Regions from separate parts of the Homo sapiens genome. Here region 2 is linked to region 1. The links are chromatin contacts, found by Hi-C in ENCODE. All regions are on one chromosome and are shown on one strand. Each heading gives the region's core, a stretch centred on a gene start or an enhancer-like site at or near the end of the contact. The rest is flanking DNA. Distances are from core to core; before and after follow the strand shown. Region 1 holds the start of CBLB (Cbl proto-oncogene B). Region 2 overlaps LINC00882 (long intergenic non-protein coding RNA 882).

Region 1 (4,364 bases), core at 290-2,789:
TCTTTAATTACTGGCACAGAAATAATGACAAGGAAACAAAATTACTTCCTGAATCACACTTTATCACCTGACTGGTTGCAAAGGCACATTTTTTTTCTGTTTTCGTCAAATTAAAATCTTAACCATGTAAATTCAAGGCTGTAAAGGAAAACTCAGGATCCTTCATAGTAATAATTACAGTATTAAAATTCTTAGTTGCTAGAAAGTGGTTAGAACCATTGAGAAACATTTTATCAGGTTACGTGGTTAGAGCAAGATTTGAAAAAACAAAATCAAAAACAAAAAACCCAATGTAAAATATCAGAACATCTGAGATGTCCAAGCTGAAAAGTGTAATAAACGCTATCAACTGTAGTGGAAAGAAAGTTCCAAAGTATGAAGTCCAGAGCAATTGTTGGTAGCATGAGTGGTGGGATTGAAGTAAACTGAAATAAATGGAAGGCATTTGTTTAACCTATGATATTGCTGAAAGACAAGTCCCAGCACAGTAGCTTTCTCCTTTAAAGACTAGCCAGATGTCGGCCTTTTTAAGAGCACAAAGAAGGGAGCCACAGAAAGAGGTAACAATGCTGGTAGAGAATGGCAGCTACAGTAAGGTTGTTTTTAAATGGATAGAAATCTATGTAAAGGTGACTCCGACAAAACACAGTAGCTGTCTCCTCCTCAGTCATTTAGGCAGAAACTTGCACTAAGTAAAAAGGTGCAAGGTATTTATCAGCAATTCCCATTATCTGGTACTTTTATTGCTTTGGCATGATTAGCAGAGACTGTTTGGCCAGCGTTGTCAACTATTTGCTTTTTCATCAGCCTGATGTTTGGTCTGCAATCCCTCTAAAACTAACAGCAAAAGAGAAACTCGGAAACTTGGGAAGTTTCAGTTGGCATTCAGATGTCACCCCAGCCTACTCTCTGTGAGATTTATTCTGCATTTTAGAAGCTCAGTGGCTGTTGCTCTTTTTGATAGCCAACAAGAAGCAACGTCATAGACCTGTTTGGCTGCTGTCCTGGGTAGAAGGGTTTGGCAGCCCTAGGGAGATGAATTTCTCCAGCGTTGGACCCGCCCAGAGCGGAGAAGCAACACCCTTCCAGCCACTACTCTGTTGCTATGAAACAAAAGACTAGGAAGGTAAGCGAAGCAGGAAGTCCCGCCTTTCAGCCCCAGATGGCTTTGGCTCCCGGTCCCGACGCTCACGCCCACCTGCCACCCCTTATTGGTTAGCTCCTTCGTGCCTTGCATCCCTTCGTCCATTTCCTTTCCCGTTTCCACTTTCGTTCCCGGGAGAGTCCAGGCCCCTCATTTCTCTCCGAGTCCAATTCCTTTCTGACGTGCTGCGAGCGGGCCTTCCTCTGGGGCCATTGTGTACTGTGGAGGACGTGGACGGGGCGGCAGCGCGAGGAGGACGGGCGCCTCCCGTCCATTGGCTGCACCCGCTGTCGGGCAGTGCGCGGTTGCGCGGCATTGGCTCAGCGGCGCCCGGCCCCGCCCCCGCCCCGCCCCGCCCCGAGCCTGGGTCCTGTGTGTGCCACAGGGGTGGGGTGTCCAGCGAGCGGTCTCCTCCTCCTGCTAGTGCTGCTGCGGCGTCCCGCGGCCTCCCCGAGTCGGGCGGGAGGGGAGAGCGGGTGTGGATTTGTCTTGACGGTAATTGTTGCGTTTCCACGTCTCGGAGGCCTGCGCGCTGGGTTGCTCCTTCTTCGGGAGCGAGCTGTTCTCAGCGATCCCACTCCCAGCCGGGGCTCCCCACACACACTGGGCTGCGTGCGTGTGGAGTGGGACCCGCGCACACGCGTGTCTCTGGACAGCTACGGCGCCGAAAGGCAAGAAGGGAAGGGGTCGCCGGGGAGGCTCCACACTTCTTGCCGGCCCGGGGGCCCGGGGTAGCCAGGCGCGGGCCAAGGAGGAAGAGGGGACAGCCCTGGCTCTCAGCTGCCTTTGCCGCCGCCGTCCAGTTTGAAGTGGGGCATTTAAAGACCAGAACCCGCAGGCCGGGGAGGAGGGAGAGGGCGTCCAGGCAGACGGCGGTGAGGACTGCAGCAGGCGGCCGGGAGGCGCGTCCACCCAGGCGCCGAGCCCACAGTGTCCCTCCCGCGCCCTAGACGGACGGTGCTGCGGGCACGGGAGGGACACTTTGTCCCCTCCCAGTCCACCTTCCTCCTGCAGCTCAGACCCGAGGGGCCGGGAAGGGGCCTGAGCAGGGAAGGGACACAGGCGTCCTGAAACAAAGCTTTGGGTTGAGGGCAGAGGCGAGGAGCCAGAGAAGTGAACTCCTCCTTTCCGTGGCCGCTCTTGTCATTTTTCTCTTTTCTCTTTTCAAATGGGCTATTTGTGTGTTAATTTCATTTGGTTCTTGGGAATAACGACTCACCGCGTTGATTTAAAGAAAGGTGTTCGTGTGTCCGTACTTGGTGGTTTTAGTGTGGGACATGCCCTGCGCTTTTGTTGACAACAGAGCTGTCCCTTACGTTTGTGTAGGATAATCTTTATGTTTATGTAACTTGGAGAAATCTAACAGAGTGAAAGTGAAGTTTCTGCGTAAGGCTCCCAAAATGTATGATAGGACCTTCAGTTGTTCTGGTATTTTGAATTGGAATTAAGGCAGGAGGGGAAGAACATTCTGTTTTTATCTAGGTGGGGGAAACCTGTTTAAGTTTTGTTTGTTCTTTTTTTTTTTTTTATGAGTTGAGTATTAGTTCAGCCTTAGCTACTTGAAACGTGAGCAGGATGCATCTTTAACTCTTAGTATTGTAAAAGCAAATCTAGGATCACTGCTCTTAAAACTACTGTGTGTAAAGATTGAGAGTGTAAATTCACAAGCTTATTGATAAAGATGAATCCGGAACTTTTGGTTTTGCTCTAATCGATGGAGGAAGATGCAGTGGTACAAGTTAGTCTCTAGTTTTCTGGTGGGTAAATATTTTCAAAACCAACTAACTTTTCTTTTTTTAAATCTGCCTTTTAAAGAACTAAAATTCCAGATGGCAAACTCAATGAATGGCAGAAACCCTGGTGGTCGAGGAGGAAATCCCCGAAAAGGTCGAATTTTGGGTATTATTGATGCTATTCAGGATGCAGTTGGACCCCCTAAGCAAGCTGCCGCAGATCGCAGGACCGTGGAGAAGACTTGGAAGCTCATGGACAAAGTGGTAAGTTCTGTCTGACGTTGCCTGTGCGAAACACTATTCACTTTGTCTGTGGTTTCTCCAGATTTATTTATACTGTTAATTAATACCAACCATTGTTATGGCAACAATCTTTTGATTTCAATTCATCATTTTTCTTCAACTCTGTGTTTTTTGAAAAGTTGGATTCAAAGACTTTTTTGTTTTTTAACCTTTCATCCTTTCTACTCTTTAAGGTTCAGAGTTCCTCTACATGACTCAGTATGTAAAGTTTTACCATTGGCTGCTTTTTGTTGGTGTATGGCCATAGAATGCTTGGAAGTGTTTGTTCTGTCTTCTGTGAGGTTGTGTTGCTCTTAGATAACAAAAGAGTACCAGCAGGTTATTTAAGTCTTTGACCACTCATGACAATCATCTGGTATGATACTGAAAATATTTACTGGGGAAAGAAACAGATTAGTTCTTAAGTGAAGAAGCAGTAGTTGAGGGAGTTTCCATTTTCATCTTTGAGAATTCATCTTCATTAAGAAACTTTTTTTGTTGTTAATGGGAGAGTTAACAGTTTCTTTCATCTACTATTCCATTTTGAAACAGGAAACCTTTCGATGGCACATTGTTTATTGTGAAAGGAAAATTTATGTTGGGGGTGGTGAGGCTGAGAGTATCAGAAACCTCTGTGGTTTCTGCATGTTGCTTTCAGACAAACTATAATTTCACAAGAAGAAATCATGATGGGTGTCAGTATCCAGAGAAGTCAATCTGAATACCTTACAGAGATTTACTCAGAAACTGTAGCTGTCAGTATCCTACCTTACTAAGTATGATTATAAAATAAATTTAAGATGTAGCTTGCTGCTTTGCAAAAATTAATAATTCTTTTTTTTGAAGCAGTAGCACTGTCCTGGATTTATTAGTAAATGTTTGGAACACATTATGACTTTATTTCATAGATATCTGGGGCCAATTATAAGTTTAGTTGAGGCAAGACTCAGTATCTTTATAACTGAAGAAATGGAGGTTTTAAAAACAAATTTCTGTGTAAGGATGTGCCAAAGCATCCATGAAATCATGTGATAACATTCATCTTTGCTTTGATTTGCTCCTGTCTGTAAATATTGGCTATAAAAGCCACTATCAGTAGTAGTAGCAACATATGAATGTGACAAGATTTCCATTATTTTCATTTATTCTGATGGAAGGGACACACAGATGAATGACTGGCCTGTCATTCTACAGGCAATGGTGCT
Region 2 (4,615 bases), core at 918-3,417, 1.2 Mb before region 1:
TTTTACTTTTTCATTTCACAAATAGAAGGTAATTTATTTTGTTCCTCTTTGAGGGTGCTAAAATGGGATCACTGATTAGAAACTGATAACCACCCACTTGAGCCAGAATTCCTATCTTCTTATGAAACAGCGCTAAAACATTTGATGTAAAATTCCTCAGTATTTTTCAGATCAGACCCTCATTCATTTAAAAAATTTACCTACCTGTGAAAGATCAGAACCTGTACTTTCAGGCTACTGTTCCCTTATTAAATCAGTGAGCAAATGCCCTTAAAAGGGACATTCAATTGAAATTTAAAAAAAAAACATTATTTGAGTGCCTGTTGTATGTCAAGCCCCTTGTAAAGCACTGGGGAGAAAAAAGCAAATATTATAGCGTATAGGAAAGTAAGTAAAGATATTTAACAAACAACCCTAACGCAATGTGATAAGTGCTGTGATAGGGAATTTGGCTCTGTGATTTCAGTGTCAGTGGATTTCTTATTCAGTTAATCTCATCTGCCAAAGAAAATATTTTTGTAATGAGGAAATGTCACCTCTGTTCACCATTGGAAATTACTATTTATCAAGTTGTCATTTACTTGGATAATGTTATCAGGTATTGTCTAGCAGATAATATAGAGGGAAAATAGAACTATCTTCAATAGAGCCCCCTTTGACTTGTAAACTATGATACTCATAATGTTTAGTGCATGGTGTATATTTAGCTTCCTGCCCATCTGGTCTTTTGTTGAGGGACTGAACAATTGGTTTCCATAAGATCCAGTATTAATGAGAGCCCTCATTGTGGTTATTTTTATTACTCTCTTTCTTGAGCAGTTTTTTTTTTCCAAATGAGAATATTTACTGGGTACAAATGTAATTGCTTCAGAGATTTCCAGAAAAGGTGCTAAATTCGTCCTTATCCCAAAGCTGAATTTTAGTTGATCTTTTTTCCTCACCGACTTTTTCAGTTTTGTTTTTCACCACTTTCAAATAAGAATCAGTTGCATGTTCCAATCCTGGAGGTCTCTGAGTTTCCAAACTCTGAAGAAAGGGGCAAGAAAGGAAGAGTTAGGGATGTTAGAAGAGTTAGAAGAGTTACGAATGTTCCTATGTGCCTTCCGTCTGTCTTATACCTGCTGCGTGAGGAGCTGACGCCAACACCCAAAGCCCTGGACAAAGACTTCCTCCACAGTCACTTTCCTCTGACCCACAGGAACCTCCTTGGCTCCTCTCCCTCTTGCCTTCACAGCTTGACTTCCCCTTGTCATCTTGCCCTGTTAGGATCTAGCACCCTCAGAGCTGCTCTGGAAACCCCATAGGGCCTATCTCTGCCACTTGTACTACTCCACTCGCTCTCAGTAATGTGGGTGTGAGGTGCCTCGTCCCCTTGCCTAGCCCTTTCATAACATGGCTGGAAAGTCTTGTATGTGCTGTCCCCAAAACAGATCAGACAATGTTGACCCAACAGAAGGAGCATGGTCACCTCAGTCCCGGTGGGGGTTGGGGGTAGGGGGTCGGGGGAGCCAGTGAGGGGGAAGCGCACAGTGAAGGAGGCCTTGGATTTGGAGACAAAATTCATTTTGGGAGCCTGGAAGCTCTCTGGAACTGGACACAAACTCTTGTCTCTGTAGTTTGCTTACCCAGGGAACTTGGGTAAGAGCTAGTGAATAACTCGTATATGTATTATATGACCTTAATAAGTAATATTGTTTAGCCTGAGTTTTTGATACAGTTTTCAACTGCATGATGTTCTAACTCTGTCTGAGTTTCACAGAATTATTTCTCCAGAGTAAATTGACTTATTCTTCTGAGCAGAGCCCAGGTAGCCTAGTTATCTTAACTGTGAGGAACTGATAGAGCTCTCTATCTCCTTGGGGGATGTTTAAAAATACATAAAGCAAAATTATATCACCTTAAGAACGTTATGGTGATATAACATTCTTATCACCATGCTTTTAACATGCAGTCAGCCCTGCCAAATTTTCCTCTGCCATTGAGAATTGGAGTAATTATTATAAGTGCAGACAAAACTAGGTTTCTCTTGCAGGCAGATTTTTGTGATTGCACCCTGGACTTTCGTTCAGAATTCTTTTCAGTTTCTTAGGAAAGCTAAATGAAATTGCTGCAGTAAGGCCAGAGGGGGGCACCAAATAATCGTGATTGATAGAGTGGTTTGGCTGAGCATTTGCGGGAGGCTCAGGCATCAGGCCTGTGAGCCTCTGTGTCTGTTTTGAGCATTTTGGGCATAAAACATATTGAAGTCTCTTTGTTTACGGAATCGTCGTCAAGCCAGGAGCTGACACCCGAGCTTCAGTGGCCCAAAACATACTCAGCTAATGGGGAAGCAGCAGTTGGCAGGTTCTGTGGTTGTAAACATTTTAGAAAAATTTCTTCACGCTTTTTAGCTCCTTCCTTATTTCACTTATCAGAGTTGAATTGTGGGAAGAACTGAGAAACAAACTCTGCCATGCTCTTGGAAGGCGAGAATGCAGATGGGTCGTTCTTTCTGAGACAGAGGAATTATTGGCAATTTTCTAGGATTAATTGTTCTTGATAAATTGCTGAAATATCTATTTGGTCCTCAGGAAACTGGGGAGCATTCAATACCATTTAAAGTGTTTCTGCATTATTGGCTATTTCAGAAAAGTTGGCTTCCTCTGCTGTACTTCCTAAAGCCAGATTTCTAAATTCAATACAACTTTCAAAGCTATTCTACCACAATTGTTGCAATTTATCTAGTATGGAAAAGTAGTGTTTCATGTTTGTTGGTAGTTACTACTCCTTGTGATCTGTAGTTTGCTTAGATGTCCTTATTTATAGTGAATTAATTTAGGGCAGTGGGCAGGGGCCAGGGCAAAGGAGTTGGAATGTCCTCTATTCAATTGAGGAGGGTCTAGGTACGCTTACTTCATTCTTTGTCAGTACATGATGGATTCTAAGTCTTCTTGCAAAATACGTGTGAACACAAAAGTGATTAATTATGATCATGTCAAATTTGAAACTGATTTAAGTCCTGAACTATAATCTGTCACCTCAGTTTTCCTTTTAGACTTTTTGTATGGTTTAGGAATATTTCAAAAGTGTCCTTTGACCATCTCTTTTCATAAAGTAAAATCTGTGATCATGGGGTTACACGACAAGTCAGTTGATGCACACAGAACAATGCTGACTCAGGGAGACAGAGGCTGTGAGGGTTCTTATAAATGCTGACCCCTTCATATGCCGACATGTTCACTTAGTGTTTACGAACTTGAGCTCCGGAGCCAGACTACTTGGGTACTTGGGTAGGAATGTAGGCCCTACCACTTATTATCTATATGACTTTGGCAAGTTAGTGAGCTTCTGTGTGCCTCAGTTTCCTCATCCATAAAGTGGAGTAATGCTAGTATCATAGAGTTAGCCTGAGAATTAGATGAGTTATTATATGTAAAGCAGTTAGAATAGAACCTGGTGTATACTACTTCATAAGTACATGCTAAATAAATATTTTAGGTCAGGCAGGGTGGCTCATGCCTGGAATTCTAGCACTTTGGGAGGCCGAGGTGGGTGGATTGTCTGAGCTCAGGAGTTCAAGACCAGCCTGGGCAAAATGGTGAAACCCAGTCTCTACTAAAATACAAAAAATTAGCCGGGCGCGGTTGTGTGCGTCTGTAATCCCAGCTACTTGGGAGGCTGAGGCACCAGAACTGCTTGAACCCAGGAGGTGGAGGTTGCAGTGAGCCAAGATCATACTACTGCATTCCAGCCTGGGTGAGATTACTAGACTCTGTCTCAAAAAAAATAAAAAAAATTTTAAAAGTGATATAAAAACTATTATGTCAGTCCTATAGAATTTTTCCAGAGAAATTTACCATCAGGTGATTTTTATATGGGCATATATTGACTTAGTTGTTTCCTGTGCCTGGCTTCCTGGCTGGTATCTTAGGACCCTGCTGTTCTTTTATGCCTATAGAAACCTTTGGCAGGGCGCGGTGGCTCGCGCCTGTAATCCGAGCACTTTGGGGGGCCAAGGCGGGCGGATCACGAGGTCAGGAGAGCAAGACCATGCTGGCTAACACAGGGATACCCCATCTCTACTAAACACACACACACACACACACACACGCAAATTAACCGGGCGTGGTGGCGGGCGCCTGTGGTACCAGCTACTCAGGAGGCCGAGGCAGGAGAATTGAGTGAACCTGGGAGGCGGAGCTTGCAGTGAGCTGAGATTGTGCCACTGCACTCCAACCTGGGCAACAGAACGAGACTTCGTCTCCAAAAAAAAAAAAAAAAAAAAAAGAAAGAAACTTTTAAGAGACAAGAAATAGAACAATCAAAATCTTGTACAAAGATCATATTACAACCGACTCTTCAACATAATTTATTTAACAAACATTCATATAGCACTTACTATGTGCCACACACTGTTTTAAACACTGTACAAATATTAACTCATTGAATCCTCATTATAACAGAATACTTGTTGAATTTCAATTAAGTGATGTGGGAAAATCCTCTAGCCTGGTGTCTGACATGATAATCCTTTAATAAATATTTGTTGAAGGAATGAATACCTGTGAGTGACTCAATCAATCAGTCTATCTTGTTTGGCTAATAAAAAAAGCAAATAATATACCAGGATGTTATA

What was found. A loop is a pair of places that touch in the nucleus more often than their neighbours do. Pooled maps may share reads with other maps.
Region 2: a loop to region 1 is called in a pooled map, with 5 times the contacts of the local background. The contact joins the enhancer-like site here to the promoter of CBLB in region 1. A Hi-C loop is called at or near these places in 3 of 50 pooled maps.

What each region holds. Positions count from the first base shown.
Region 1 is chr3:105,866,187-105,870,550 of GRCh38, reverse strand. CBLB (Cbl proto-oncogene B) reads left to right here and starts at 1,539. Exons shown (of 19, transcript NM_170662.5): 1 at 1,539-1,815; 2 at 2,960-3,141. The coding sequence starts at 2,974. RefSeq lists a silencer at 1,341-1,570 and enhancers at 3,328-3,417, 3,538-3,587, 3,618-3,667.
Region 2 is chr3:107,115,908-107,120,522 of GRCh38, reverse strand. All of the region lies in intron 2 of LINC00882 (long intergenic non-protein coding RNA 882), which reads left to right. Among named protein-coding and RNA genes, the nearest start is that of LINC00882, 120 kb to the left of the region's middle. Within about 2 kb of position 2,167, at least 6 of the 41 ENCODE cell types and tissues checked have a DNase peak (open chromatin) inside an H3K27ac peak, as active enhancers do.